Regions from separate parts of the Homo sapiens genome. Here all the other regions are linked to region 2. Evidence: chromatin loops called from intact Hi-C (ENCODE). Cell type or tissue: OCI-LY7. All regions are shown on one strand. Each heading gives the region's core, and the rest is flanking DNA. Links, peaks and the distances in the headings are about the cores only.

Region 1 (8,053 bases), core at 1,291-6,290, 63 kb after region 2:
TGGAGAAGAAAGATAATGGAGACAGGGACACTAGTTAGATGGCTAATGCACTACTTTCACCAGTGACTGATCATAAAATAGGCCCCCACTCACTGAGAAAGGGTGGAGCAAATGCAGTTATCCAGGCAGGGAAGTGGGTTTCATAAAGGCATTTTATAAGGGTTTCTATTTAAATGGTTGTTACAAAAACTCTTGCCATCTTAAGTGTTGATCTTCAGTGATCCCCAGACTTAAGGTATTAGAAACACATTGACCAGATGCAGTGGCTTATGCCTGTAATCCCAGCACTTTTGAAGGCAGAGGCAGGTGAGTCATTTGAACCCAGGAGTTCAAGACCAGCCTGGGCAACATGGCAAAACCCCATCTCTACAAAAAATACAAAAGTTAGCTGGGCATGGTGGCACGTGCCAGTTACTCAGGAGGCTGAGGTAGCAGGATCGCTTGCACCAAGGAGGTTGAGGCTGCAGTAAGCCATGATTGTGCCACTGCACTCCCACCTGGGCAACACAGTGAGACTCTGTCTCAAAAAAAAAAAAAAAGACTAGAAAAGAAAAAGAAACATACTCCCCCATTGTGCCAGGTAATCATATTGGGAAGAGGATTTATTCACCCAATCTTCTAGAGTTTCTTGGCCAACCCCAGTGATTGCAGTACACTCTAATTCAGCATTAGTCAACCCAAAGAATAATGTAAGAATTCTTTTCTGTTCACGTCAAAGTGTGACCCATGTTTGGCTTGTAGAGTGAGGCTCTTTCTTAGCACCTATCATGTTTTTCCCAAAAGAGGGTGCTGCTGCCGCCATTGCTTAAAATGTGGCCACTCCGATCCCACAGTATCCTTCCTGACCCCATTTCACCTCTGCAATTCCTTGCTGGTGCCTCTGGAGACCCCAAATGTTTGACTCTCTGGAGTCCGGTGGTCTGCTGTGGCAGGGGTAGAAATAGCAAAAACATAAAAATAAAACTAGAAAATGTTCTGTTGAGGTTCTGGGAAATTTAGGAACATCCACTGGGTCCTCTGTGGCAGTGGCTACTCAGCGGGGAATAGCAAAAACATAAAAATAAAACTAGAAAAGGTTCTGTTGAGGTTCTGGGAAATTTAGGAACATCCACTGGATCCTCTGTGGCAGTGGCTGCTCAGCGGGGCAGGAGGGAGCTGGGACCCTCTGTGGTGCTGTCATGGAGCCACTCTGCCACATGGGCCTGTGTCTGCTTGATTCCTACACAGCAGAGTGAATCCCATTTAACCTCTAAGGTCAGTTTATGTGATAGGCTAGATGCTAAGTTTCTCATACTCTAAATGTGTTTTGGAGGGAAAGGGGTCAAATATTCGCCTGGGCTGTCATAATTCAGACTTATTTTATTCTACAAGCTCATAAACTACTTAAGGGCCACAACCTGTCATATCCATTTTTCTATGCCCATGCAGAGCCCAGGACGGCACCTCCTGCCCCTGGAGCGAGGCAGCACCATGTGGGGGCTCAGCGCATGCCCGTGGAAGGCAACCTGTAGGGTTCAACTCCTGGCTCTGCCATTTATTACACTATCTGACCTTGGGCATGTGACTTATCTGCTCTAGGCCTCAGTTTCCTCACAAGGTTTAGGTGATTTTTTTTTTTTTTTTTTTTTTTGAGACAGGGTCTTACTCTGTCATCCCAGCTAGAGTGCAATGGCACAATCACAGCTCACTGCAGCCTCGACCCCCTGGGCTCAAGCAATCCTCCCATCTCAGCCTGCTAAGTAGCTGGAACTACAGATATGGACCACCACACCCAGCTAATTATTTTATTTTTTGTAGAGATGGGGCCTTGCCATGTTGTCCAGACTGGTCTTGAACTCCTGGGCTCAAGCAACCCTCCTGCCTTGGCCTCTCAAAGTGCTGGGACTACAGTGCTGGGATTACAGGCATAAGCCCCAACGCCCAGCCCCTCACAGCGTCTTTGAGAGGGCTAAAAGACGGCAAAGCTCTGATAATATTGCCTGGCACATACTAAGACATTGGATAATTTTTTTTTAACAAGAAAAGTCAAAGTTAGAGCCAGAGATGATCACAGAAATGATCCCCTCATTGTATAGATCTGGAAACCGAGGCTCAGAGATGTTAGAGGTCTTGCCCACACTCCAACGCATTCGGAACAGAGCCTGGATAAGAACTTAGGTCTGTCTGATTCCCTGTCCTGTGCTGTTCCTACTACGCCATCCTCTGAAGTCCTTAGAAGCCACATAGTATGAATTGTAGGTCTCTACTGGGGGACCCAGAAATGTCCCTTAACAAAGCCCACACATGGATCAGACGCACATTGCTCTGCCCAGTGGGACTTCTCTCTATGCTTTGAGAATTAATATTTTTTAAAAAGTCAAAAGCAAGTGAACATATGATTGTAGTAACTAACCCAAGGTCAAGTATATGGCACCAGAAAGCCCAAAGGGAAGGGAAGGCAGGTGCGAAATGTGTGTGGATGGGCTGGGGCTGGCCAGCTGAGGCTCACACTTGTGCCTTCTGCTTCTCCCCTGCTGTTGCAGAGAGCCCTGCTGACGAAGAGGAGCAGTGGTCCGATGACTTTGTAAGTATTTGCTCCTGGGACCAGGAGGGCATCAGGGTCCCATGGGAGGCCTTTTGAAGATCTTATTTCTGAATTACATGCTGGTGGTCAGCCGCACGTCCCAAGAGGGAAGACTTGGAAAGGTCACCTACAGGCAAGGCATACTGCATACCAGCTGACTTGACTGGCACTCAGTGTGCGCCTGGCTAAGAGCTTTCCACACATAACCTCATTTAAACCTTTGAGGTAGGTGTTCTTATGCCCAACTTCAGTGCTGGTGTTCAGAGTACTCACCAGCACATCCAAAACAGGTGTAAAAATGTTTAAATGTTTCCATATCAGTTAGCAAATGCCTCTGCCCTAAACTCCCCAGTGCCCATCACTGCCTGACCCCTGCCCAGGAGCCCTAAACGAACCAACAACTAAAGAATAAGTGTCTGGCACATCAGGGGGCCTCCAGGACCAAGGTCTAGAAAGTTTCAGTCACTTGCAGTTCCACAATTCAGACCCAGGCCCTCAGATCTCAGGACCAGGCTCTTTGCCACCAAGGTGCTTGCTGTGATCAAGAGAACATTAGCAGAGCTCCGGAGCCACAGAGAGAGGGACCTGGCCATGATGACACTGGGGATGTTGTATCAGAATTATCTCTTTGAGGTAGCTCTGAAATGTGCAAGGCCTGACATCCTAAAAACTTTTCTTCACAATAATTATTCCTCACTTATATCAAATTCATCCAGAATGTTAGCCTGCTCCAACCTGTGAGTTTTAGATCTGGAAGGGATCCAAGAAGCCTTCCATACAACCACATACCCATTTCACAGATAAGAAAACTGAGGCCAAGAGAATGAAAATCACCCAGTTCAGTGGAATGAGAACCCAGGACTCAGACCTCCAGTCCTGTGCCCAGCCCTGGGCTGTGCACACTACCTGGAGTTTATACAGAGTCTCAGAAGACAGGAGTTCCTCCTTCTTCAACTGCAGAAAAAGAAAAGAAAAATGAGGGGAAGGGGTGACTTTTCTGCCCATCTCTTGGTCATGGAGCTCCTCCTGGGGCCCAGCAGCCGCAGCTCCCTGAGATGCACTGCAGCTGCGCCCCCTGCTGGCTGCGCACGCGCGTGCACACACGAACACACACACACACACACACACACACACACACAGCCACATGTAAAGCAAAGAAATTGCTTGGTCCACATGCAGAGGTAAGAGAAGAAAACTGAGCAAGCTGGCTGGATGAAAAAGAGCACACAAGGGAACTTAGAAAGCACAAAATAAAATCAGCCTGGAGAGGAAGGAATTACTTGCCCCAAAATCAGACAACCAAAATGAAGATACCAGCTGTACTAAAGACTGAGTAAGCATTCACTCACAGCTCTTTTGACTTCAGTAGATGGATCCCCACTGCACGCAGAATGAAATCCAGGCTTGTTAATAAAGCCTCCAGAATTTCTTGATTTTAAACAAAAATCCTGCTATATGTTCTCATTCATTTGTAGGAGCTAAAAATTAAAACACTTGAACTCATAAAGACGGACAGTAGAATGATGTTTACCAGAGGCTGGGAAGGGTGGTCGAGGGGGCAGCAGGTGGGGGGAGGGAAACAGGGACAGTTAATGGGTGCAAAAATATAGTTAGGATGAATAAGACCTAGTGTTTGACAACAGGGTAACTACAGTCAACAATAATTTATTGTGCATTTAAAAATAACTAAAAGAATATAATTGGAATGTTTATAACACACACAAAAAATGAATGCTTGAGTGATGGATACCCCATTTACCCAGATGTTATTACTACACGTTGTATGCCTGTTTCAAAATATCTCATATACCCCATATATATATATACCTACTATGTACCCCTACAATTCTTTTTTTTTAAAGACCAACAGGAAAAAAAATCCTGCTATATAAAATTGCTTATGAAAGGCGACAGGCCAAAGAGCAAGTGGAAAGTCATGTACAGATCATGCAATGTGATAGGCAGAGTGTGAGGGCGGTGGACACAGAGGCCAGAGGACCTCTTATGTCCTGAGTCAAATATTTCCTCCACATGAATATATGTACAAACGGTATATACATAAACTACCTCTGAAAAACATGCACAAGAAACCTAGTGACTCTTTCTGCCTCTGCGGTGAGAAGCAGAGAGGCTGAGAAGGAGACTGCACTTTATATCCTTCTAAGCCATTTGGACTTCAGACCGTGACAATGTATTTTCAGTGTGGACTTAAATGAAATGTGGATTTTAAAAAAACAGGCCAGGCGCAGTGGCTCATGCCTGTAATCTCAGCGCTTTGGGAGGCCGAGGCTGGCAGATCACCTGAGGTCAGGAGTTTGAGACCAGCCTGGCCAACATGGTGAAACCCCAGCTTTACTAAAAATACAAAAATTAGCTGGGCGTGGTGGTGCAATTTGTAATCCCAGCTACTCCAGAGACTGAGACAGGAGAATAACTTGAACCCAGGAAGTAGAGGTTGCAGTGAGCTGAGATCCTGCCACTGCACTCTAGCCTGGGCGACAAAGCAAGACTCGGTTTCAAAAAAAAATTAGCCAGGCACGGTGGTGCATGCCTGTAATCCCAGCTACTTGGGAGACTAGGGCAGGAGAATCGCTGGAACCCAGGAGGCAGAGGCTGCAGTGAGCTGAGATTGCGCCACTGCACTCCAGTCTGGGCAACAGAGTGAGACTCCATCTCAAAAACAGGAAAAAAAAAAAAAGAAAAAAAAGAGAGCAAACCCTGAGTCCATTTGAAGCCTTGACCCTGCAGCTTACCAATTCTGCTTGAAATTTTTAAAAAATCTCATCTGAAAGATATCTAGCTGGCCCTGTGTGTCTCCTCACCCTCTTCGTATTAAACCTATTTTCTCTTCAGTGATCAGCATTCATAATAGATAAAACCCATTGGTTATTCTATTTTATTGGGCCATTTTCCTATCTTTTAAAAATATGTTTTATTATCTCCTCTTGTTATTTGTTGTGGATCTACAGAGTGTCAGCTCCCATTAGCGTTAAGTAGTTCCTGTGTCCCCCAAGGACAGTGCAGTGGTGGAGACGATAAACTTTGGAGGCAGAAAGGCCTGCTTCAAACCCCAGCTTTGCCTCTTATCGGCTGCCTAGCCTTTTGAAGTCAACCTCTCCAAGCCTTGTCTCCTGTCACTGCTCTGGCCTCCCAAGGCAGGAATGGTCCTGACGGCCAGGCAGCACAGACGGGGATGCTGAGCACAGTGTCTGCATCTGCACTTGCAGGACAGCGACTATGAAAATCCAGATGAGCACTCGGACTCAGAGATGTACGTGATGCCCGCCGAGGAGAACGCTGATGACAGCTACGAGCCGCCTCCAGTAGAGCAGGAAACCAGGCCGGTTCACCCAGCCCTGCCCTTCGCCAGAGGCGAGTATATAGGTGAGGTCCCCCGCAGACCTGGGCACTCGGCCTTCCAGGCCCATGGGGAGGTGGGGGTGTCCAAGATTGCGGGGTGGGGACAAACCTGGCTGCTGCTTGAGGGCCTCTGCCAGCCGCCCGCTCCCGCCACCTCCAAGCAGGGGATCTGGGCTCCGAGGTAAAGGATCCCAAGCTGTAGGGCTTTCCCATTCCAGGGGAAGAGGCGTCTTTCCTAGATTGGGAACATTGAAAGCAGGCATAAACAAACAAACAAACAAACAAACAAACAACAAACCCAGCATACCCTGATGGTTGTGCTCCCTCCCAACACTCCAAGGGAAAGCAACCCTGAGATTAGTCCCACTTTTAGGGCTTCGTGTGCTCAAGGTTCTGGGATTTCTCTTAAGAAGTCTGTACAAAACAATGACCTTCGAGGATCCCAGTGTCTGCCTCACCTTCCTCCCATGCCTAGTCCAGACTATGCGGTTTTACCAGGGGATACAGGTGCTCAGGAGCCCCAAGCCTGGAATAAGCCTCATGGGTTAAATGGACACAGCTTGGGTCTGTTTTTTTTTTTGTTTTGTTTTGTTTTTTTGCGACAGAGTCTCACTCTGTCACCCAGGCTGGAGTGCAGTGGCATGAACTCGCTTCACTGCAACCTCTGCCTCCTGGGTCCAGCCTCCTGCCTCAGCCTCCCGAGTAGCTGGGTCCACAGGCACCCACCACCACGCCTGGCTAACTTTTGTATTTTTAGTAGAGACAGGATTTCCTCATGTTGGCCAGGCTGGTCTCAAACTCCTGACCTCAAGTGATACAACCGCCTCGGCCTCCCAAAGTGCTGGGATTACAGGCATAAGCCACTGCGCCTGGCCCCAAGTATGCATTTTAATGCCCATCTTTGTTCCAGTCTTGGCAGGTGACTAAGTTCCCCAAAGGTTCAGAGAGCAAGTATGTCTGTGATGGTCATGGCGATGCCAGCATTTGTATGGACCGGCTCTACATGTAATATCTCACTGCCATTAACCCCCTCCTTACAGTGTACCAGGCACTGCTCCTTGCTTCACTGAATGAAAGTAAAGTGAAGGCCAGCTGGGCTTACTGGGTTGCCACAGTTGATCTTTTGAGCACCTGCCATGCACCAGAACTATGCTAAGCACTGAGCATTCAGCTGCACTCAAGATGCACATACTCCCAGAGATCTTCTAATTTACAGTTTAGTGCTTTCCCCTGGGGGTCTACTTAACCTCCTCGATAATCCTGAAAGAGGTCAGAGGAGTGAACTGACTGGGCCAAGATCCTCTAAGTGATGGAGCTGGGATACAAGCCAGGGCTCTCAGCTTCCGAAGCCCAGCTCATCACAACTCGGCTCTGTGCACCACCCACCATACTTGGTGAATGATCTTTTTCAATCATCACAGCAACCCTGGGGAGGAAAGGGCTACTGCAATTCAGGGTGGTTAAGTGGCTCACTCAAGAACACACTCTTGGCCAAGCGCGGTGGCTCACACCTGTAATCCCAGCACTTTGGGAGGCCACAGTGGATGGATCACCTGACGTCAGGAGTTCAAGACCAGCCTGGCCAACATGGCAGAACCCCGTCTCTATTAAAAATACAAAAAAATTAGCCGGGCATGGTGGTGCATGCCAGTAATCCCAGCTACTAGGGAGGCTGAGGCAGTAGAATCACTTGAACCCGGGAGGCGGAGGTTGCAGTGAGCCAAGATCGCACCACTGCACTCCAGCCTGGGCAACAAGAGTGAAACTCTGTCTCAAAAAAAAAAAAAAAAATCACACTCTTCAAAGCCTGTCTCCTGTGTTTTGCTACTTCTGATGGGCTTAAATATTACATTAAATATTTGTTTACTCAGAAATCTGAGTAAACTCCAGGAGCTGCAAATAAAACTGACAAGAGTTATAGGCACAGAAGGAAGGATGCCCTCATGCCTGAGTACAGCCACACCACCAGAAAGAGGCTTCTGAGGAGGCAGCGGAGGTGAAGTTAACCACATACCTTCAACAAGGAGTGAGGGCTGAGGGCAGGGGCAGGCACCAGGAGCATAGAGGCGAGGGCCTAACAGGCAAGGACAGCTGCACCGGGCGAGGTGGGGCTGTCACAGGAAGCAGCAG
Region 2 (8,053 bases), core at 2,079-7,078:
CGATGGAAACAGGCATAAATGTGCCAGACCAAGGAGGCACATCATAAAGAAATCATTGTAAAAGGAGAGAGGATGGGTACATCAAAGTCTCAGAAATCACACCTAAACAACTTATCCATGTAACCAAACACCACTTGTTCCCCAAAAACTACTGGAAAAAAAAAAGACTACCTTAAAAAAAAATTGAGGCCAGGCTCATGCCTATAATCCCAGCATTTTGAGAGGCTGAGGTAGGAGGATCATTTGAGACCAGGAGTTTGAGACCAGCCTGGGCAACAAAACAGGACTCCATCTCTACAAAAATAAAAGTAAAAAAATTAGTTGAGTGTGGTGGTGCACGCCTGTCTTCGCAGCTACTCAGAAGGCTGAAGCAGGAGGATTGCTTGAACCCAGAAGGTTGAGGCTATAATGAGCCATGACTGTGCCATTGCACTCCAGCCTGGGCAACAGAGCCAGATCTGATTTCATAAATAAATAAATAAAGAGAGAGACAGACAGAATCTCACAATTATTTAGACAGTGAATTGGAAAACAATAGTTTTGGGTTATAAAACCAAAACTGTAAAATAGAATTAAACTAAACTTGAAATGTGTTTGACCTTTATGGTTTGAAAAGAGTCAGCTAAATATTTCAGCTATTCTTTACTGGATCTTATGGAGGACATTTTATGCTATAGTAGTATTTGTAGTGTTTATAACACTAGGGGATTGAGATGGTCTTATCAGAGTGAAATGAATAGCAAGTAGAGACTGATCATAACAATACGCTTCAGATTCCCCAGTTACTCCCAGTGCCTTACTAATGTACCTTTTTCCCTCGTGCTATAAACATTTATCCTTGGCCCAGGCACAGTGGCTCACACCTGTAATCCCAGCACTTTGGGAGGCCGAGGCAGGAGGATCAACTGAGGTCAGGAGTTTGAGACCAGCCTGACCTACATGGTGAAACCCTGTCTCTACTAAAAATACAAAAATTAGCTGAGCATAGTGGCACACACCTGTAATCTCAGCTACTCAGGAGGCTGAGGCAGGAGAATCACTTGAACCTGGGAGGCAGACCTTGCACTGAGCCGAGATCACACTGCTGTACTCCAGCCTGAGCAACAGAGCAAGACTCCATCTCAAAGAAAAAAAAGCAAAACAGCAACAACCAAAAACACATTTATCTTCAAGGTCACAGATCTCCCTCTGTAGTGGATGCTGTGGTGAGCTGCCCAGAGACCCCTTCAGGATGGAGTCACCATTCCTTTTGCTACTGACAATGGCAGAGCTGATGGCTCACTGACAAAGAGAGACACTTGCCTAAGGACAGACCCCTCCACTTATTGGTCAATGATCGGGGGAAGGTTACAAAGGTCAGGTCATCTCATTTCAAGGGGTGACAACTCTGAAGGGCCAGCCTAACTCTAGAGCATCCTATTAGATTGGCTGAGATCTGTACTACAATCAAATAGTGGTTCAACTCTTTCTCTGCCCAATCTCCTCCTTCATGCTCCCATAGATGATGATCCCAAGGGCATCCCCAATAGACTTCTGCACACAAATTCCCATCTCAGGGCTGGCTTCCTGGGAACTCACCTTAATAACACATTGTTGATACTTACCCTGTTTCAATTACCTTCTGCCCCTGACCACCTTCCTTTATGTAGACAAGTATGGCTCGTCTTCCCATTTAGAGTGTAACCTTCTTTGTATGTCTTAGAGGGCTTAGCACATGTCTTTGTACATAGATGACAGCCCAAAGTATAGGCTGTGAACACCATTCCTCTTCCATCCAGAGAGACCAGTGAGAATTCTGTCAGTGACACACCCCTAATGCATAGAAGGGGAGAGCTCAGGCCCACAAGTGTTTGTGCCAAACCATTTATCTAAAGCTGGTTTTGCTGGGGATGCAGCCAAAACCCTCTCTTATTCTTTGCCAGGAAGTGAAAGTCTTTCATCACCACCTGGGAGGAAAAAGGGGTTCAACGGCCCAGCAGAAACAATGTCACATCGTGAATTTGGTACCAAACTCAGCTCTCAATGCAACGAATTTGAGATTTATTTTAAACGTGTGTTTCTCAGAGAGAATAATTTGATGGGGGTAGGGGGAAGTAGGGACTCACTTTCAACATAGTAATCTTTTTTTATAAAGCTCTGTGAGTAATTGTTTACTTTTTAAAAATAACAAAATCTCATATTCAATATTTTTAAATTGTGGAGGTAATAGTTTATAATTAGGTGCTAAATGGTGTGATTATATTTAACTGAAATGTTTTAACTTGGTGAAAAAGGGCCTAGCTCCTTTCCAAAGCTTCTGAGAGAGCAGATTACTTATTCTCAGCGGAAGTAAACCTATGTACTACTAGTAAATCTCAGCTCTATTAGAAAGGGCAGAAGAGTGTCCAACAGAAAGAACTTCTACTGGAGGAAGAGGTTTGCCTTAGATAACTTAGGAGGAGGGCACAGGGAGAGAAGGGGAAGAGTGCCAGGAAAATCCAAGAGGAGGCTGGCAGCTCTTAGAGGAAAACTAGGTAAATTCCACACATTGGAGTCTCCCAGATCACCAGGGTGTCTTAGTCACTTCAGGATGCTGTAACAAAATTACCAGAGAAGTTTATTTCTCTCCATTCTAGAGTCTGGGAAATCCAACATCAAGGTGCCAGCTGAAAAGTTTCCTGGTGAGGGCACTAGCTCTGGTTTGCAGATGGCCACCTTCTTGCTGTATCCTCACATGGTGGGGAACGAGATCATCTCTCTCGTGTTTCCTCCTTTAAGGGCACTAATCCCGTTCAGGAGGGCTCCACACTCATGTCCTAATTACTCCCAAAGGTATAACTCCAAATACACCTAATCTCAAATGGGGGATTAAGGCAAAAACATGTGAATTTGTGGATGAAACAAACATTCAGCCCAGAGCAATGGATACAAAGCAAAAACAAACAAACAAAAACCCAGTTTGCCTGTTACATGAATACATTGTTACATAAATATTTGTTCTCTGTGTAGAACTTTGGTTCACAACCCTGGCTACACAATAAACTACCTGAGTTTTTAAAATATCAGTGAACAGGCTCCATTGCACACTAATAGAATCTGAATCCCAAAGGGTGGGGGTGGGGGTGAGTATTCATGTTTTTTACAAACTCCATAGTTATCCTCCTGTGCCACCGACCTTGAAAAACCACTGGTTTAGAATATTTGTTGAGCACGGCTGAGATGGATAACTCCAGTTGTCCTCCTTCATGTAAAGCTAAAAAGATAGAGAGGCATAGACTCCTTCCCTACTCTCTATTGATATTTGGGTTTGTTAAATTAAACAACTACTTTTAATTGGTGAGGCATTTTCCTTTATAGTCTGGACAACTCAAACTTGCACCACCAAGCCCTTGCCAGATGGCAGAAAGCAGGGCATTGGAAGGTATTTCCTCCCTGTTGAGTACCAGCTCCACTTCACCAGCCAACCCATGAGACAGTGTTCTACAATGCCACAAAGACAAATAGCCACATGCGTCTCCCATGTACCCGGATACCACCTTGAAGGGAAGGGACAGAACTTTGAAAGATATTACATTTCCTGAAGTTATCAAAGCAGAGAAAACTGAATTATCTGATGGGACAGTTAAAACTATTGGATTGGACTGAAATGGCAAGATGGAACTAAGCTTTAGTTCTTTTCCCACATCCCAGCAAGAAGAAAGTAAATCAGCTCTTCTATAGACAAAATAACAAAGCTCACATTTTCTCTGTATACATAAGGAAAGGTGAGGGATTTTGGACCCTGAAACATGAGTTTATGAATATACACATGCATACATCCATTTGCATGTGCATATGTGGATATGCACATTCACGCACTGTAGACCAAGGCAGAGAAAACTAGGACTTAAGAGTGCAGCCAACAGTGGGCTGCACCTGGCGTGTTCTGGGATTCTGGTGGCAGAGAAGGAATACCGGCTTCTTGGGAGCAAATCCTGACATACAAGTGTGGGAAATGCGGCAAAATGAAACTTGTTGAGCGCTGTTGACAAGACAATTTTTCTGGGAACTAGTGCAGTCATTCAGTGAGCCGGCCAGACAGAGCAGAGTTCATTTCAGATGTTTCTATTGTCCCAGACATGGGAGTTCTACTTGTCACCATTTGGTGTCAGTATTTTCTATCCTAAAAGTCCTCTGGGTTATAAAGCAAAGGCCCTGTTGGAGAAAGTCTGGAGTATTTTACTGTGAATAACTAACTTTATTTCAGAAAATTTTAATATTCCTTTTAGCCTTCACTGCTTTGTTTTCTGCTTTGTAATTGTTTTTCTTTGTGCAGAAAAAAGGCAGCATTCTCTTTATCTGCAAAGGCAAACATCAGAATTACACCATTCATTCATTTGACCAACAAATCTTGAGGACCAGCATCTTGTAACACAAGTCCCTCCACCTACAGAGCTTTTCGGATTCTAGAGGGCAACATGCTCAGGGCAGAGGCAGGTGTTGGAGGCAGCAGTTCTGTAGAAAGAAAAGCTAGCCCTGGCTTTGAGCCTGGTTTTGCCACTTAGCAGCTATGTGGCTGTGGGCAATAAACTTAACCTCTCTGAGCTGCAGTCTCTTCATACATAAAACATACATAATAAACACTTTTCTTCCAATTTTATCATGAAAATTAAAGAAGTTGAGGGATGCCTAGGCAGAGCACAGGGGATGTTTAGGGCAGTGAAGCTACTCTGTATGACACTTATAATGGTCATTATACGTTTACCCAAACCCAAAAGCGAACCCTCCTGTGTAAACTACAGAATTTGGGTGGCAATGATGTATCAGCGTAGGCTCACCGATTCTAACAAATGTACCACTCTGGTGGGGGACGCTGGGAATGGGGGAGGCTATGCATTTGTAAGGGCACAAGGTGTGTGAGATATCTCTTTACCTTCTGCTCAATTTTGCTGTGAACCTAAAACTGCTCTAAAAAATAAGTCTGTTTTTAAAAATTGAATGTGTTACAATGGTATGTTTGTTGCAGAACTATTCACAACAGGAAAGATATGAAATCAACCTAAGTGTTCATCAATGGATGATTGGTTAAAGAAAATGTGATATATATGAAATATACAATGGAGTACTACTCAGCCACGAAAAAAAGAATGAAATTATGTCTCTTGCAGCAACATGGATGGAACTGGAAGCCACTATCTTAAGTGAATAACTCAGACACAGAAAGTCAGATACTGCATGTTCTCACTTACAAGTGGGAGCTAAATCTTGTGTACACATGGACCTAAAGAGTGGAATAATAGACATTGGATACTTGGAAGGGTGTGGGACAGAGGGGGAGATATTATAAAATTACTGAATGAGTACAATATATACTATTCAGGTAATGGCTACACTAAAAGCCTGGACTTTTTATAACTATTATATCCATGTAACAAAACAACACTTACACCCCCTAAATCTATAGGAAAATTTAAATATTAAAAATGGAAAATGTTACTTGCATTCATAGGTACATATTAAATAGCTGTTTAATGTGTAGATAGAGGCTGCTCTGGTTGTGTAGTCTTCCAGCTCTGGACTGTGCCAATAGCATGGGGTTTGGAGTCAAATCCAAGTTCTATCATTTACACTTGATGGCATTTTGATGACAGATAATTTGCTTAAATCCTCTATATGTGCATTTAAATTTGTATAGCTATTGCCAATCTGCAAATTGCTCTCCATTGACAATGTACCAGTTTACACTCAGATTACACACCGGAGAGGTGATGGGCCCGTTGTCTCACGCTCATCACACATGGTGTACTCTCAAACTTTGGGTTGCTTGCAAATATGAAATGTAGAAGAAGCTATCCCAGTGGAGTTTTCATTTGCTTTTTCTTCAATATGAGTGAGGTTGTGCATCTTTTCATCTATTTAAGGGCTACGAGTATTTCTATAAACCATCCTTTCTATCTTTTGCTTATGTTTTATTGGGTGTGTGTGTTTCCTTATTTATTTGTGTGATTTGCTTATATATGACAAAATTAGTCTTCTTCCTGAGTATAGGTTTCAAATACTTCCCCCGATTTGTTTTCTGACTTCTGACTTGGTTAATGGTGGTGACTTTTAAACATGCAGATCTTTTAAATGTAGTCAAATATATCAATCTTATTCTTTATGGCTTCTCTGTTTGTGTCATACTTAGCCCTTTCCCACTCAGAGATTCTAAACCCTAAGCAGCAGCGGGTGGGATGGGGTGGAGTGGGATGGTGAGGGATGGGAATGATGTTCTCTTCTAGGTTTTTTAGGGATTTATTTTCACATTTAAATCTTTAATCCACTGGAATTTATTTTTGTGTAACAAGTGAGGTATTGGATCCAAGTTTCTCTTCCCCCAAGTAGCTTCCTACTTGTCCTAGATTCTTTTATTAAATAATCCATATTTTCTCCACTTATTTAAAACCTAGTTAACTTTTGAAAGAATACACGAAGGTCCATGACTTCTAAATTTGGCAGCAGGAGGAGGTCTAAGCTGCAGAATGTTAGATGAGGCTCTTAGCTCTTTCTGAATTGTATCTGTTGTTATTTGGAAAAAGAAGAAATAAAAGTGCATTGATCTGAAAATTTAATTCAACAAATAGCTGTGTGGGAGAGTGGAAACAACACAGGCTCTTAAGTTAGAAAACCTGACTTCACTTCTCATATTGACTAATTGTGGGGAAGTCATGCAACTGCTGTGTGCCTCAGCTTTCGCCTCTGTAAAAATGGACCTAATAATGGCATCTATGCCATAATATGCTGTGCAGTTAAAGTGCATTGGTGCTTTATAAACTGTACAGGACTACAGGCACATGAGCTGTTATCTGAATTTTTACAAGGTGGTACAGCATTGCCAGTTAACTTATACAACACAATTCTATATTTGTGAATGTTTCACCATTCTTGAAATCCTTTCAGCTTCTTTGAAGATGATTAGCTTCTTTCTCCTTGCTGGGGAGTATTCTGGGTTTGCTATTTTTAGTTTGCTTAAATGTGTTTTCTGACAGCTTCTGAGTGGCAGTGGGGGGTTGGTAGGAAAGGAAGAGGTGACCGGGAAGTTAGAATCATCCACTGGGTTTCGAGGGAGAGGGAGCTGAGGCCGCACCTGGAAGAATGATCTGGAAGGAGGTAGAAAATAGGAAACCATAGGGAGAGTGAATTAGCTTATTTAGAATCTTGTATATATAATGATTATCTAGTTAAACTTTTGTTTTATAATTTATAGCAAAGTTTTGTGGACAGTACAGAAGAATGGTGAGAGTCAGTTAATGCAGTGATCGAATCACAATCCCTCTTCTTATTAATAGTTATTTAACCTCTCCAAAGCCTTTTTCTCATCTGTGCCCAAGGGATTATAAAGATTGAATGAGACAACATTCATTTCTCATGCTTATGTGACTCTAGATAGGAGGTTGGAGTGGGCAATTGAGAACAAAGTGTAAATTCATGATGGTGACTTGTGTTTGCCCTTGGGAGATGCAGTAGAAATTGTCTGCAATCGAGAGGTGCAACTGGAATCTGGACACTCACTCTTCCCCATCCCATAGACAAATGCTCTACCTCACTTCAAAGGCAACAGAAGCCTAGGAGGAAGAAGATGCCTCTAATACCCTGTCAAGTTTGCAAGAAAGGACATGGGATGATGACTCCATTATCACAGGGGAAGGAAAAATGTCCAGGTGACAAGGGGTGGGGACAATGAGTGGGGGCTTAAGGGGGAGGGGGCATCCATGGGACCAGCAGAAGGATTGGGAGAAAGTGAAAACAGATATGGGTCACTAATTGAAGAAAAATGTGACTGTGATTTAATTTGTTGGAACCAGAAAAACCTGCTCTTCAGAGTTCTCTTCTGCAAGCCTGGCCTTATCAATACATCAATCTGGTCATCCATCCATCACATGGTGGCTGCTGTCAATCATGGTTCCCTGCGCTGGAGCCCTCCACACGCAGTATTACAAATGCTCCCAGCCCTGAGGGAAAGGTGGCTCTAAAATTCCTTTTCTGTCGAGCACATTTTGCGTATGCTTATTAAGTTTTAAAAATTTGGAAACAAGTTACCCAAAACATCCCACTC
Region 3 (8,053 bases), core at 1,161-6,160, 200 kb after region 2:
TTGGTCACTCTAGATAGGCAATACATTCTGTTCCTCCAGCTATTGCTCCATCTACAGCTATGGCTTCTCTAACAATCCATACCATACAGATTCTCTCCATACACAAGAGTCAAAAAGGTCTCAGGCCAACTTTCTCTTTTTTTCACGTGGCCCACATCTGCTGCACGAGAAACACTCAGGCATCATTTGCCTTGACAAACTACGGCAGTGACTACAGATCCCAACATAGCAACTTTCCTTCACTCCTATGCCAAAATTCTCACTGGCCCATCTCTCCTACCCCTGGGATTTCCCAGATGTGAGTCACGATACTACTGTACCTCTCAAAACCCAGGAAATGCATGTCAAGTTCTCTGAGTATTGCTATTGAAGCCCCCTTCACTAGACTTGAAGGTGACTGGGGAAGCATATAACAATGGCTCTCCCCAAAACTTCTCCTCATAAACTCATCTCTTTCAACATCTTCTTTTAACCCATGAAACTGGTGAAAGGTTCCAATAGCGGCAAAACCAGTTCTTGGACTGTGGCTGCCAATACAGGGAGCAAAACTGATCAAGGGCTCTAGATGCTTGCTGCACTCTGAATTCCCTGGCCACATTTTCACCCATGGGCTGCTCCAGCCGGTGACTGAGAGCAGCACAGATAATAAGGCAGGCTGGCTCCTGAAAGAAGGACTCCTCTGACAGGTGATTTTGGCTTGAGGATTTCCAATAGCCTTTCTAAATCTTGCTTAGACTGTTTGGCAGTCCAGGAAACTTCCACCACCCTTCCCTCTCTCTCTGCTTTACTCAATTTCAGACTTGCAGCCTCTCCCAGTCTTGCTTGGCTCCCGCCCATTCTCTCTCACAGGTGTTTCCTCTAATAAAATTGTTGCACATTTAATCCCATCATAACAACTTCTCATCAGAGCCAGACTAATGTAAAGACATTTCTTTGGAAAACATGCATCTTGTCAGCACCTCACTTTGGCGTTTCATAGTTGTTGCTTTATAATGCTGCAGGCAAAACTTCCAGTTTATAGTTATACTACTAACCACAGGATGAATGAATGACATGGTAAGATAAAAAAACAGGAAAAATGATGGGATTTTACTTTACATTTCTTGTTGTTCAACCCCTCCATTTTTGTTAAAATATATGTCTAATTTGAATGCGCATCAAGATGAATTTTTAGTAAGACTTATCACTGTGGGTGCTGAGTATGTGAGCAGGAACATCATAGATGCTAATTTACCTTTTAGTAGGCAACCAGGCCTGTGCCAGGACTTGGATAAGAAGGCTGTTACATGCTACCCTGGAGTTCCAAAGTAACCCCAATATCACCATCTGTCTTTGTTCCTCCACATTTTCTTCTTCCCGTGATCCCTTCTCATTTTTCCTTTCTATCTTCTTTTACTTGTTTTGTCACTGCTTTAGAAGTCACTAATAAGCAATAGTGGGAAGTAGAGTATGTGAATAAAGAATGAAGCTTTCTTTGGCAGTCTGAAATAAATTGCTTAAAACTGTACCCCAAAGCAGCCAGAATAAAAATAGCTTTTTATATTTGTTCTCCACCATTTCAAGTATCCAAACGCCCCACATGACTTGACCCCTGCAACTTTGTTTTAGGGAAGACTTTTGGTGGTAGCATACTCTCATACGAAAGTGTGTGAAAAACATCAATTTGCTTTTTTACTTTTCCTGTGAGGATTATAGAACCAAAACAAAATATCGAAAATTTTGAGAATACACTGACTCACAAAAATCCAATGCTTTTCTAGTCAAACAGGATTTCTCTACGTGATTTGTATCAAGGACGGTCATTTATCAAAATGTGACAACATGCCTTTGCCGTCATTATAACAGCAGGCAATTAAAAATGTTTTTACCATAGCCAGTTTGCTTATTTTTCTATTTTAAAAGGGTTTTATAGCAGATATGCAAAAGAGAAAGCAGAGAGAAAAAAATAAAATCACTCTCTATTCAAACACTATCACTGTTAATTTTGATGTATTTCTTGTGTTTTTCTAGGCATAATTTGTTTTTACAAAAACATAGCCTTAGTGGCTAGTCCCACTTTATTATGTGAGTACTGGTCAATGCAGAAAGAAGACTAAACAAACTACAGATTGGTTTTCAGTCATATTCTAAAGAAACAGAAGCCAAACAAACACTTGGTCTGGTGGAAAGTCCAAGATTATGGTCCTTGGCCCTCTGTTAAGGCCAGCTAGAGTATCTGGTGATGGTGAGAGGCCTCCAACTGTCTTAGTCCTGGATTTAAAAGGGCCTAAACGGAGCTAAAATGTTCCCCAGAGCCTAGCAATCATTGACAGTTTCCTCAGGTAACCAGCGCTGCAGACGGAGAATGCTGCAAAGGCAAGGTGTCAGAAACCAATTGAAATCCGAGGTTCAGCCAAGGGGACCCAGGCACACACGTGGGCCTTGTGTTCACCATAAAGAGCATACTGGCTACAAGTTGGCCCCTCTCTGGGCAACAGAGTGCCTAACTTAAAGGGGCTTACGAGGATGCCATGCGCCAACAGCTCTGGTTTTACAAAATGGAGTCACCAGGGAGAACGCGGTGTCTGGGTTAGACCACGTTCACCAAGTACCAGCTATACGATCTCGGACAAATTTACTTGCCCTCTCTTAACCTTAGTTTCCCCATATATAAAATGTAAGTGATACATTTCTGACTGCTGGGATTGTAAGGAAGGGATTAAATGGCTTGCCAATGAGGTGTTCAGCACAATGCCTGCCTAACACGTAAAACGTGTTGGGGTTGGTTGGTTGTAAGACCCACAACCTCTCTCCCCACTCTACCCCCGCCCCGCCACCAGCAGCCCAGCTGCAGCCGCTTCCGGGAACCACTTCGCTTCGGTCTCCCACTGCCGAACGCGGATCCCTCCGCGTTGCGTCACTTCCGGGAGACTCTGGCCGCGGCGATTCAATATATCCGGAAGCAACTGTCATGGCTGCTGTCAGTGAGGGCCCGTAATGGAGATCGAGTCAAGGGTTGCCCAGGGACACTTAAGAGCCTTCGGCTTCAAGGAGGCCTCTCAAAGGACAAAGGATGAGACTGCCTGGCGGCAGAGTGCCCCCCACAATCGTAGGAACTGTGTCGCCGCGCTTCCCGTTAACTTGCCGCTAAGTTTTTCTAGAAAAGTCGCCCTTCTTGCCAGGGTGGGACCTCACTTCTGACCTAGCCCTTCTTTGTGTACCAAGTTTTTGTTTCCGTCATTTCCCGCAGCCCGGGAGCTCGGCGGGCGATACTGTGGTAGCCTGGGAGGAAGGGGCGGGCCGGATGCTGGAACCGAGAGAGGTGGGGCTCGTCGAGGAGTCACGGGCGGCCGAGGCTGGAGTCTCCTAAATGCAACCTTGAGCTGTTCCACCCTTTGGTGCTTGGTCTGTTAGCTCGAGGTGCTCCTCACCGTGGAGGCGTTTAGAGCTGGTCATAAGGCTCTTACCTGCTGACCCAACCACCCTCAACCACAGCTTGCCCTGCTCCAGATAGACTTTGATCCTAGAAAATATCTAAGATGGGTGTAGTGCAGTATGTTATTGTTTTAAGTCTCAAACATAAGCAAACTATTATTAAAAGTTTTAGAATTAATAGGCAGAGTTCACATATTGGGTCGTGTTATTGTTTTAAGGTTTAAATTTAGATAACATGTTAGTACTTGTTGAGATTTTAACAAAAGCATTAAAAAAATGAGAAAATAGATTAATCTTTAGAATATTTTAAGTTTGCTACTGCGCAGTGGTAACATGAAGACACCTCATAATAAGTCTTTGATTACCAGAAGCTTCTGAAAGTAAAATTATGGGTATATTAATGTGAGTTTTCCTCTCTGCAGGGTGTCCTATAGACTTTGTCATGGAGTGAAACAGAAACAAATGTGAGTTAATCATTAACATTTCCTAGTGGTTAAAATTACTTTTTAAGCGCTTAACTGTGTATTTTTTAGATTGAAGATTTCAAATGAAATTTTGATTTGACTGAAATATTTAATATGTGATGAGTTGATATTAAAATACAGAAGATTACTATTTTTATAGAAACAATAATGTAGAAACTAATATTTGAAGCAGGTTTACTCCACATACTGTGTTATAATTTAAATTTTCACTTAAACTCTCAAAATCAGAAGAGCTGACCTAGTAAGGCTTAAACCTCTAAAACTTGTGGTTTTAACAAGGCTTAATATACGTAGTTATAATAGTTTTTAAAAAAATTGTTATCAAGTTCCTCAGGTGATTCTGATATAGTATTTTAAAGAAAGCAAAGAGAAATGATCTGTTTATACATTTTAAATATTTTGTTCCTTATTTATGTATTGAGACTGTGCTTATAAATGCATTCACACGCATTGAAGTACATAATTTGATCGTCATGCCAGCCTGGAATCTTGCTTTTTGTATGGTTTCTTGCAGGTAGGTCTATTGGGTTCTTGGCATAGTACCTGGACAAAACATTGTTAAGGTGGAAATTTTCATTGTATTTATCACTTCAAACACTTGACCAGTTTATTTAGTTTTCAAGCGCTTTAGACAACTATATGTGGGCTTGACTTAGTGTATAATAAATGTAAAGTTTGATCTCAAGTAGTTGACATTTATGGAGTATTTACCATATGCCAATCTTTGTGATAATTGCTAGACATATTTTATTTAATGCTTACAGCAGTACTGTGAGTTAGGTTTGTTAAATCCCTGTTTTAATAGATGGAGAAACTGAGGCAAGGACGGATTAAGTTACAAATCCGTCTTTGTAACTTAGAGCCATCTTCTTACCTACTTGTTTTGTATGACACCCTTTTCCTCCATATAACTGAACACTGGTAGAAGAGTGAATGACTGTAGAAAACAGACCTGGACTCTATTCTACCTGTCCAGCTTTGTAAACTAGGGCAAGTTGTGTGACCACTCTGAATTTCATTTTCCTCACCTATAATAAATGAAAACTTTGAACTATTATGTTTTATTGAATCTTGAATCATCAGAAATCCTTAAGGCTGGGTGTGGTGCTTCACGCCTGTAATCCCACCACTTTGGGAGGCCCAGATGGGAGGATTGCTTGAGGCCAGGAGTTTGAGACCAGCCTGGTCAGTCAGCATAGCGATATCCCATCTCTACCACAAAAAAAAAAAAAAAAATTCCTTAAAATGGTGCCTTTACCATCAAACCTGGGATTTTCTTCCAAGCCCCTAGTGCTCATTCTGAGTTTTGAAGTTTTGATGCACGGCAGTGCCAACTCCATCTCCATTGCCGTCTAGTCTGATTACATTGTAAGATGTGACTGATTTCAGAGATGTCAAAATGTAAAATAATGTGCATCTTGGAACTAATGAGCTCTTTTTCAACCCTGACTCTGTAACATCTGTGACTTTTTAACATTTTATTGCAGGATTAAGTATTTTTGAATGTAAATGATTCAAGATAACACATAGACTTCGTTTGATGACATCTGCAAAATAAATTTTTAAAAAATTTGGGCTTCATGATAATGGAAAAGTAGAAACTATGTTTGTCTTTATCACCTGTGAATCCCCCATATTGAGAACATGCCTGGCACATAGTGAGTGTTCAGTAATCATTTACTCAATGAAGTAAACAAGTCTTCATTTCTTTTTTCTTTGTTTGAGACAATCTCACTCTGTTGCTCATGCTGGAGTGCAGTGACGCTATCTTGGCTCACTGCAACCTCTGCCTCCAAGGCTCAAGTGATCCTCCCGCCTCAGCCTCCCAAGTAGCTAGGACTACAGGCACACACCACCGCACCAGTTAATTTTTGAATTTTTTTGTAGAGACAGGGTCTTACCATATTTCCCAGGCTGGTCTTGAACTTCTGGGCTCAAGCCATCTGCCTGCCTCAGCTTCCAAAGTTCTAGGATTACAGGCATCAGCCACTGTGCCCTGCCACGTCTTCATTTCATATTACAAATACAATATTAAAAAATTGTGTTTGACTTGAATTAGACATAAAATACACAGTCATGCATCGCTTAATGACAGGGATACATTCTGAGAAATGTGTTGGGTGATTTTGTTATTGTGCGTGTACTTACATAAATCTACATGGTATGGGCTACTACATATCTGTATGGTATGGCGTATTGCTCCTAGGTTACAAACCTGTATAGCATGTTACTGTACTGGATACCATAGGTGGTTGTAACACAATGGTATTTGCATATGTAAACATGTCTAGACATAGAAAAGGTACAGTAAAAATATTATAACTTTATGGGACCGTCAGTGAAATGTCATTATGTAGCACATGACTGCAATAGTATTAATAGTGTAAAACTATTTTGCACTGAAATTTTTTGCATTCAGAAGTTCACTGTTGTAAACTGTCTTTCTTTCCAAATATCTTTTCTTCTGCTGATTATTGCTGATTGTCATCAAGTATGGGGTATATTTTGTTCCTCGAAGAGTTATAGTAAAAATTGAAATGCTGGCTTATAGACTTTCCAACAAAGAATCTGATTTATTTTTAAAGTGGCCAAAGTATAGGAACATTATTTAATTTTTAGAAATCTTGATTGTAAAAAAAGTTTTAAAAATGTGATTTGATAGCTTATTTAATTTTTGTGAGTATTCTGGAGGTGATTAGGCATACTATCTTTCCTAGTATACAAATAATATTGAATATTTCTGAGTTATGAACAATAAAAATAAACTACAATTGAAATTATGTCATAATTGAAATTATGTCAGTGGGCAGAAAAGTGTTCCAAGTTTTTGGGTGGGCAAGTGTAAGAATAATGTTAACAGGAGAAATTATTCCAACCGTAATTATGGATGTCTAATAGTCTGTACTTTCGGTTAGAACCAGGAAGGTGGCACAGGAATAATTATAGAGTTGTAGACTGTTCTCTGTAGATAATCAGCTGAGTTTTGTGCTGTGGCCAGAAAAGCCAGTGTGTGAGGTATCATCAGGAAGGGATTTGGGAAAATTAACAAAAAAAATGTTACCCTCAAATAACACAGTGTTTTAACTAAACATGAGATACAAGAAATTATTTTATATTCATAATCCAGATGTTAAAAATCGTTTCAATTGTTAAATGTGATTATGGCTATAATTTTACTTACATAATTCTGTAAAGGGTATATGCCTGTATATTCAATTTTTAAAGACCAAATATAGGAGTAAAATCATTTACATAATTACAAAAATTCCTGCCACTAAAATAAAACTCTGTACCACTTGATAGCACTTCATTACTGAGTGAACATTGACCATGAACATCTTGGAATTTTCACTATCAATTTCCTTTTCTCAGAGTCCTTTTTTACAGAAAACACAAAGTTTTTATTCTTTAGTTATGCCTGTGCAGTAATGAGGAGGGAATAGTATTCACTTCTGTTAGTACTTACTTCCTTGCACAAACTTTGTAATGTATACTTTACTGAGTTCTCCAAACCCAAAGGAGAATAAGGCCAAGGGCCTATAATAAATTATTTTATGAGTCCAAAAAAGTAATTCATTTTATGATGTTTTCACAGAAGTTTATGCTTATTAATCAAAGATTTCAAGTTTAAAGAACTGAAGGAGAAGTGATATCATTAAATTTGGAGCAAATATGTTCTTTCAATAATTTTTTAAGTACCTAAGGATTGTTTTGTACTACCCTGAAAATTGTTTTCCTTTAAAGTTTTTATTATTTCCACACCGTTTTTCTCCATCTTTCTGTTTTCCTGTAAACGAATAACAGTAAACCCCCCACCCTAACAAAATGTGAATTCACCTAGGCTGAAATCATAAGATATATTCACTTTGTTTTCCCTACTTTTTCTACATGTTCAAGAATTTATATCAAATACAGATTAATTTGAAAATTTGACATTTGGAGATAATCTCAGTGACTAAAAAGAATAAAACAGGCATGGGACACTTGCAAGGAGGAACAGAAACAAAATTTTAAAACCCTCTCATTACTTAACCTACAGCAAAGATGAATTTATAAGCATCTCATTTAAACTCTAGGGTAAGTAAATTTTTAAAAAGTTTTTAGAGAATGAGGAATACAAAGGGATTTTGCTAATTTAAGACATCATCGTTTTT
Region 4 (8,053 bases), core at 1,553-6,552, 280 kb after region 2:
TTTTTTCTCTCCCCAAAAGTAACCTCTAATCTGAATTTGGTATTTATCATTCCCATGAATGCTTTTCTACATCACCACATATCTATGTATACATAAACCATATACAGCTTTCAAACTCCACATAAATGGTTTTGTACTGTATGTGTCATTTCATGTCTTTTTATTTTGCTCAGCATTACATTTTTTATATTCTTTCATGTAGATATGCATGACTCTTGGCCAGTGATTCTCAACCTCGGCTGCACATTGGCATCAACTGGGGAACCTTCAAAGCTCCTGGCATGTGGGTTCCACCCTCAGAGATTGTGATGTAATGCACTGACAGTCAAATTGGGAACAACTGTAAATTGGCTCAGTTCATTCATCTTTTACTGCTGTACAGAAGATTTCATTGTATAAGTACTTCACAACTCATGTACTGATTTCTAGTTGATGAACTGTTTCAAATTTTTGTTATTTCAAGCAATTCTCTAATGAATGTTGTTGTACTTGTCTCCCCGTGAATGTTCCTCTGGGGTATATACTGAGAAGTTTGAATTGGCACATCAAAGGTTGAGCATCTTCACCTTTACCAGGTATTATCAACATATTGTTTTCCAAAGCATTTACAGAAATGTGTGCTTCCACCACTTCTCTGCCTCTTTGACAACACTCAGTATGATCACACATTTTTTTTTGCCAATTTTATGCATGTGAAATAATTTTATTGTTTTAGTTGTTTATTTATCTTAGAGAAAAGGTCTTGCAGTAGGCTCCTAGGCTGGAGTGCAGTGGTGCGATCATAGCTCACTGTAACCTCAACCTCCTGGGCTCAAACAGTCCTCTCACCTAAGCGTCCTGAGTAGCTGGGACTACACTTGCGCATCATCACCATGCCCGGGTAGTTCTTTTGTTTTTATTTTTAGAGACAGGGTCTTGCTCTGCTGCCCAGGCTGGTCTCGAACTCCTGGCCTCAAGTGATCCTCATGGCTTGACCGCCCCAAGTGTTGGGATTACAGGCATAAGCCACCATGTCCAGCAATTGTTTTATTGTTTTAAATTGTATTTACTTGATTATGAGTGAGGTTTAGCATGTAAGTTACTGCTTCTATGAATTGTCTTTTGCCTAATTTTTCTATTGTTCTTTTGCTCTCTCTTATCCTTTCTCTCTCTCTCCCTCCCTCCCTCTGGGCTCCTGTCTCCTCATTTGTGGACTGTGCAATTGCTGACACCCTGCACAGCTTGGCCCTCAATCCAGAAACAGCTGTTGACATGGTATTTCTAGTGCCTTCCCAAAGTAATACTGAGTACATCACAGATCCATTAGCCAACCCATGTAGTGATTGAGTTACTTCTTGGTCTCCTGTACCCTGAGCCCCAGACAGTGAGTCTATAGCTTTCCTTCCCATCTCCTTTCAAAAACAGGGAAGTAAAGTAGCCCCACCACAGTCCCTGTCTTTAAAAAGTGATGCTTGCTCTGGTTCTCTGGCTTTCATGAAGCATTTTCAGATCTTGCTGCCATCCCTGCTCCAGCCTACTCACTGCTAGTGTTTCTGTCCTGTTTCTATTCCGTGAGACAACTATCATGGTTGGGAGTCCAGAAAGCTTTTTGTCAATTTTTCTACTTGATCCTTACCATAGATATGGCGCAGGAGGGCTAGGTCAGAGTTAGAACTTACTACACATCTTGAACATTATATGTTATGTTTTATGGTGAAAAAATTTTAAATTCTATTTTAGCATCTAAATTTGCATTTAAGATGTCACTTTCTTCTCAATTTATTTTTTCTGCAAGTAGGGGAAAGAGCCTGTGAGCTGGATGGCAGAGAAAACTAGTTTTTAAATTAATATTGCCAAATATTTCAGTAACCAACCAACTATAAAACATAATAAGAGCTGTCACAATTAGTAAAGATTAGAAGCAATGGTAACTCTCATACAGACACCCCTGGGAAAATATGATTTACCTGTATGCTTTGTATTTTTGTTCCTTGAACGTTTTTTGGAAGCAACTGCTTCCAGAAACTTTCCTTTGAATAGTCAAAAAATACAGCCATTGGTGTATTATTTTGTTGAATATTAAACCAGACCTATGAAAACATTAATATAACATTAGTGTAGGTCCATAGGAACACAAGGCCCATTGTTGGTAAGGAAGGAGCAAAATTTTACAGTCTTACTACTCAATGAAGTGGCAGAATCCCAGCGGGGTTCTGAGGCAGGAGATAAAGAGATTCTAGGGTTTCATGATCATTAGACTACCTCAACGGTTCTCATCCTTGAAGGCACTACACAATCACCTGGAGGAGCTTTAGTGATAAAAGATTGCCCCGGCCCCATGCCCTAGGGAATCTGATAGACTATCTATATTTAAAGTTCCCCAGGTGATTCTAGTGTGTAGCCAGGGTGACTCTAGAGGAGATAACTCAAGATTTTTTTTCCCCATATACTTACATTTCTATCATCAAACAAACAATCTACACTTTTTAAGGGACAAAACGGGTCAAACTGCTTATAACATTGGCCAGTTGATGGATTCCAAAGCAAATATTCATTAGTTTCTTGAGTTACTACATAAGCCACATGCCCCTGTATGAGAAAAAAGAAAGTAATTTTTGGTGGATTTAAATAATTTCTATATATGGAAATTATACTGTGATGATTCTAATTTTTAAAGCCTTTTTTAGTGGAGTGTGGTGGCTTATACCTGTAATCCCGGCTCTTTGGGAGGCTGAGGTGGGAGGATCACTTGAGCCCAGGAGTTTGAGACCAGCCTGGGCAACATAAGGAAACCCTGTATCTATCACAAAAAATTTTTTTTTTAATTTGCTGGGCACAGCGGCACACACACCTGTAGTCCCAGCTACTTGGGAGGCTAAGGTGGGAGGATCGCTTGAGCCTGAGGAGTTGAGACTGCAATAAGCTGTGATAATGCCACTGCCCTATAGCTTGGGTGACAGAGTGAGATCCTGTCTCAATAACAAACAAACAACAAAAATAAATAAAAGCCTTTTTGAGGGCTTTTACATTTTCTTTGAAATAAAAAAAAAAAAAAGAAAGAAAAAGAAAAAACAAACCAAAGCTCCAGAAATCCTCAGCCCCAGGTTAGCATGAGGATTCAGATGAAACAACTTGTGAGCCAGTGCTGTCATGTATGGTCCTGCAGAGTGTGCCCCGATGGCAACACAGCTGCTGTTTTAACAAATCAGTGCATTACAAGGGTTTCCCAACAGATAGTACTGCAGTGTTTTGAGGTAGGGCACTTTTGTCTAATTCATACAAGATGCTATATGGACTATCCCTGCTTTGGTTAGAATATATTTGGAGACTGAGGGTGAACACCAGGCAGAGATAGGAAATGGAAACTGGCTTAAGGCTCTGACAAAACCAAGTAAAGTTAAAAAGCCATTAAATTAAATTTGGGAACAAGATTTGCAATTAGAAGCTAAAGGGAAGTATGCAGGAAACCAGTCTGAGGAATAAAAAGTAGTTATTATGTTGTTATTATTTTGCTCTGAAAGATAAGACTTTTTGTAGTGTAAGCCTATCCTACCAAAGAATAAAAATTTTTAGGTAATAATAATAATGAGACTATTTAATTTATTGAGTATTTATGTGCATCAGATATTATGCTAAGAATTAACACTAACTTTGTCACTTTCATTCACTCCAAATTCTGGGAGGAAGGGTTATTATGCCCATCTTTCATATAAAGAATCAGAGGTTAAGAGCCTTGTCAAAAGAGCCTGTGAGTGGCATTACTCCTGTCTCATGAGGAGGTAACTGAGGCTCAGAGAAGTAAACAAGGCTGAGATCATACAGTTAGTGGCATTGCTGGGTTTTTTGTCTGTGTGTGTGACAGGGTCTTGCTCTGTTGCCCAGGTTGGAGTGCAGTGGTGCCATTATAGCTCACTGCAGCCTCGACCTCCCAGGCTCAAGCGATCTTCCCTCCTCAGTCTAAGTATGTGGGACCACAGGTATGTGTCAGTATGCCTGGCTTATTTATTTATTTATTTATTTATTTATAGAGGTGGGGTCTCCCTGTGTTATCCAGGCTGATCTTGAACTCCTGAGCTCAAGCAATCCTCCCTCCTCAGCCTCCCAAAGTGCTGGGATCATAGGCATGAGCCACCATGCTCAGCAATTGCTGCATTTTAAACCTGTGTCTGACTGTCCCCCAAACCCATATTATTAAAACTACGCTGTGCAGCCTGCTCTCCTCGACTTCACAGCCCTTGCTCTTGGTCACTGTGCTCATCATCTTTATAGTAAAGAGGAGGCTTTACCTTAACCCCATGGCTGAGGTGAAACTGTGCAGGGCTACCTCCTGCAGTGTTGGTCCACAGGTACTAACGCTAATAGTTGCCAAAATATTGTTGACTGTTTACTGCCATCTAGTGGCACTTACAACTACGGCAGGAGATCATATAGAGGGAATGAACTTCTATTAATAGTTAACAAGCTTGGCAATGAAATAATAAACAATGCCGAGAGGATACAGGGAAATAAATCATCATGACAAAAACCATAAGGCAAGACTGTAAATACTGACACTTAGCAAGATACTCATGGTAGGGCTAGAAACAGTTCAGAAATGATAGCTTTCTGGTGGTACAAATGTAGAAGAAGCATATAAATTAAGCTGTAAACATTTCAGATAGGGAAACATTAATTCCTGGCTCACTTCTTATAAGATTAAAACCTCAGCAATGGAGCATGAGGAGAAGTGTTTTTTTTACAGATCTTAAAATACACTTATTAGAAACATATGATGGGCTGGGCACAGTGGCTCATGCCTGTAATCCCAGCACTTTGGGAGACCAAGGCGGGTGGATCACCTGAGGTCAGGAGTCAAGACCAGCCTGGCCAACATGATGAAACCCCATCTCTACTAAAAATACAAAAAATTAGCCGGGCGTGGTGGGTGCCTGTAATCCCAGCTACTCGGGAGGTTGAGGCAGAAAAATCACTAGAACGCGGGAGGCAGAGGTTGTAGTGAGGCGAGATCACGCTATTGCCCTCCAGCCTGGGCAGCAAGAGCGAAACTCCATCTCAAAAAACAAAAATAAAAACAAAAACCATATGATGATCATGGTGGTAACGATGGATAACAGCTGCCACAACTACACTATAACTATTACTACATTACCACCACCATCACCACCACCTTTATTGAGTCCAGGTGCTGCTCTCAGTCACTTAATATGTACTAAGTAATTTAATATTCCCAGTAACCCTATGATGTAGCACTATTTTTAGTACTCTTTTACAGGGGAGAAAAGCAAAAGGAAATCAGTCTTTACATTGTAAAAATTTTGATGAACCAACATTATCCTCTTAACTAATCATTGCTTGCCCATGAAATTCCAAATTAGTTTGTGAAGAGATGGAAACCTGGGTTTGAAGTCTTCTAAACTTGCAGCTGAAATCTGATTTCCTTTTGCTTACATTATTTCAATATGAACTCCAGCACTTACTTCTAACACTGACGTTCCCAAGAGGACCAGTGCCTTCTTTCCAAAATACAGAAAGAAATTACAGAGAAGGATGGCATGCTCCTCCTTATTTCCGATAGCTAAACTGATGCAGTGCTAAGACAAAACAAAAGCAATAGGAACAAAAAAAGAAAAGTGCGGGAAAGTTGAGTAACGCAAGCATCCAACTGATGCGGAGCACCTGTACTCACTCCAGTTCCAAACACATTTATTTTTACCAAGTTGCTAAGTTGACAGCAGAGCAGACAGCTCCAGCTTTGCTAGGGCATTAGAGGAAGAGAACATTGACTTGGAGCATTGGGGCCACCTTTATTATAGAACACTTAATGTAGATATTGTATAGAGTGACCAGACAATTTATACCCAAAATGGGATGTTTTTGTTTAGGACAAATATTAAAGTGCCCTGGGCAAGCAGGGACATATGGACTGGTATTTCGAGGAACCTTATCTGATAGGGAATCATATAGTGTTTGTAGGAAGTGATCCTTTGGGCTGTGGAGCTACATTCTGTCCTGTACCAATATAGTACTGTCAACTCAAAGAAAGGAAGAAATCTGAGTTGGATGTTAATCAGGAAAAGTGACTGAAACGTCTTCAACTCAAAGAGCTGAACAGCTGAGCAGGGTGTAACAGATCAAATAGAGAGTGCCCAGTAAAGCACAGCAATATAGCAGGGGAGAAAAAGTATAGCAGAAGTAGCCAACTGGTGGTCTATGACTTAGTTCTAGTCTACAGGTGTGTTTTGTTTGGCTCCCAGAATGTCAAAAAAAGAGAGAACATTTTCTTAGAAAACTCTGGATTTCTGGATTTTGTTGAAAAAAAAAACAAAAACAAACTCTAGCAAAGACTTGGGTCCAAATGCTCAGATGGCAACAATCTGTTGCTGACTAGTGGCTACACCATTTAAATGAGGTGTATGGCCAGGCGCGGTGGCTCATGCTTGTAATCCCAGCACTTTGGGAGGCTGAGGCGGCCAGATCACGAGGTCAGGAGATTGAGACCATCCTGGCCAACATGGTGAAACCCCATCTCTGCTAAAATACAAAAAAAAAAAAAAAAAAAATTAGCTGGGCCTGGTGGTGCGTGCCTGTAATTCCAGCTACTCAGGAGGCTGAGGCAGGAGAATTGCTTGAACTAGGGAGTTAGAGGTTGCAGTGAGTCGAGATCGTGCCACTGCACTCCAGCCTGGCGACAGAGCGAGACTCCATTTAAAAAAAAAATGATGTGGCATGCACTCTCCAGTTCAATACAGTCCCTGAGAAGGGGCTGTGGGGGCCAGGGAGGTGGGGATAAGGGGTGGGGAGCTATAGAGCTCATGGCAATGACTATTTACCAATCATTATGGAAGCATTGCAATGTTTTAACAACTGATATGGCCCTATCAGTGTGCATTGGCTGAACCTGATGGTGAAGGATGGGGGTTAGGGAGGATAGTTAAGGAGGCCCTTCTGAAAGAACAGTGTGAACAGGTGAGCTAAGGGCAGAATAACAATAGTCTTCATTGTCAGGTCAAGGAGGTTCTGGATTTTATAAGAGGAGTAGGGAGAGGATGACAGTAGGGAACTAAGTTTTCCTGAGGTCCAGATGCTTTGCATGTTACTACATTTAGTCTTTTTAAAACTCCTGTATGACATAGATAAGGAAATTGAGGTCCAAAGAAGTTAACTTATCTTAGGTCGCACATCTACTAAGTCTTTGAACTAGGATTTTGAACCAAGGTTGTTTGTTTGTTTTACTCCAAAGACTGTGTGTTAGGTGAGAGAAAATAATTCTTTTCTTGTAAAACTGAATCAGTCATACACTCATGGTTTATGACACAAACATGATTTAAGCTGAAATGGAAGAAATACTCTAAATACTCTACTTAGGGTTGCCAGACTTGAAAAGAAGTTATAGGATGCCCAGTTAGATTTGAATTTCAGATAAACAACAAATAATTTATTACTAAAAGTTTGTCCTGAATATTGCATGGGGCCTGTATTTTATTTGGCAATCAGACTAAAGAGGACTTTAATCTAAGTGCTAAGGAAGAGCACTGTTCTACGAGCTCTTCACTCAGATGGGGGTGATGGGGGAAAGCTTTTGGGAAGTGACAGTGCTTGCACAAGACTTCAGGGTCTGACCAACTCCATAGTGACAAGTCACACTGCTCTCTGGAGAATGGCATAATATTATACTCCTGGAATTCCCGTTGAGTCAAAATATTCATGAGCTACCACTTAGAATGTTGAAAAGATTTTTGGTATTCATGAATTATTTCCATAGATTGTTATGGAACTGAAGATGATGTATAAAATTATCAAATACTTTTAAATTTCACAAGGCAAAGTAATACATAAATACATAATATTTTTAAAAGGTTTCCTTAAAAGAAATACTATATATTTCAATTATATATATAAAATGTAATTTATTACCTCTGATGTCATCCATATATCAGAGCCATCATTTTCATCTGGTGTATTAGGCACAAAAGGAATCAAAGATACAAATCGAGCAATGAGGTCCTAGAATAATATTCACATTTATTGAGTGTGTGCTGTATGTCCATCACTTAGCACAATGCTTTACATGCAC

The links. Peaks named below come from ENCODE experiments on the same cell type or tissue, not always from the same donor. Only the 100,000 strongest peaks of a DNase experiment are listed, where the experiment ranks them.
Region 1: a loop joins it to region 2, with 13 times the contacts of the local background. A loop is called at or near these places in 93 of 110 quality-filtered maps.
Region 3: it touches region 2 in a loop (10-fold over the local background); 2 of 110 quality-filtered maps call a loop at or near these places.
Region 4: it touches region 2 in a loop (12-fold over the local background); 77 of 110 quality-filtered maps call a loop at or near these places.

Annotation. Positions count from the first base shown.
Region 1 is chr10:96,225,304-96,233,356 of GRCh38, reverse strand. It overlaps BLNK (B cell linker), which reads left to right. Exons shown (of 17, transcript NM_013314.4): 4 at 2,523-2,563; 5 at 5,791-5,947. It overlaps LOC124902487 (a long non-coding RNA gene), which reads left to right. Exons shown (of 3, transcript XR_007062255.1): 2 at 1-972; 3 at 1,076-1,623. Among named protein-coding and RNA genes, the nearest start is that of BLNK, 42 kb to the left of the region's middle. RefSeq lists enhancers at 3,382-3,441, 7,508-8,008. In OCI-LY7, for the core only: CTCF peaks have their summits at 3,407 and 3,626 (motif pointing left); a DNase peak (open chromatin) is centred at 3,616; H3K27ac peaks cover 2,723 bases.
Region 2 is chr10:96,289,532-96,297,584 of GRCh38, reverse strand. No RefSeq gene overlaps it. Among named protein-coding and RNA genes, the nearest start is that of DNTT, 11 kb to the left of the region's middle. In OCI-LY7, for the core only: a CTCF peak has its summit at 4,131; DNase peaks (open chromatin) are centred at 3,824, 4,104, 4,414 and 6,681; H3K4me3 peaks cover 2,832 bases; H3K27ac peaks cover 5,000 bases.
Region 3 is chr10:96,085,091-96,093,143 of GRCh38, reverse strand. ENTPD1-AS1 (ENTPD1 antisense RNA 1) reads left to right here and starts at 2,909. Exons shown (of 6, transcript NR_038444.1): 1 at 2,909-3,162; 2 at 3,837-3,878. RefSeq lists enhancers at 2,760-2,809, 2,820-3,189. In OCI-LY7, for the core only: CTCF peaks have their summits at 3,277 and 3,490; DNase peaks (open chromatin) are centred at 2,893 and 3,303; H3K4me3 peaks cover 1,844 bases; H3K27ac peaks cover 1,636 bases.
Region 4 is chr10:96,013,718-96,021,770 of GRCh38, reverse strand. It overlaps CC2D2B (coiled-coil and C2 domain containing 2B), which reads right to left. Exons shown (of 35, transcript NM_001349008.3): 29 at 7,894-7,983; 30 at 5,457-5,570; 31 at 2,434-2,568; 32 at 1,947-2,069. The region is part of intron 2 of ENTPD1-AS1 (ENTPD1 antisense RNA 1); the gene reads left to right. Among named protein-coding and RNA genes, the nearest start is that of CCNJ, 26 kb to the left of the region's middle. In OCI-LY7, for the core only: CTCF peaks have their summits at 4,189 and 4,393 (motif pointing left); a DNase peak (open chromatin) is centred at 4,350.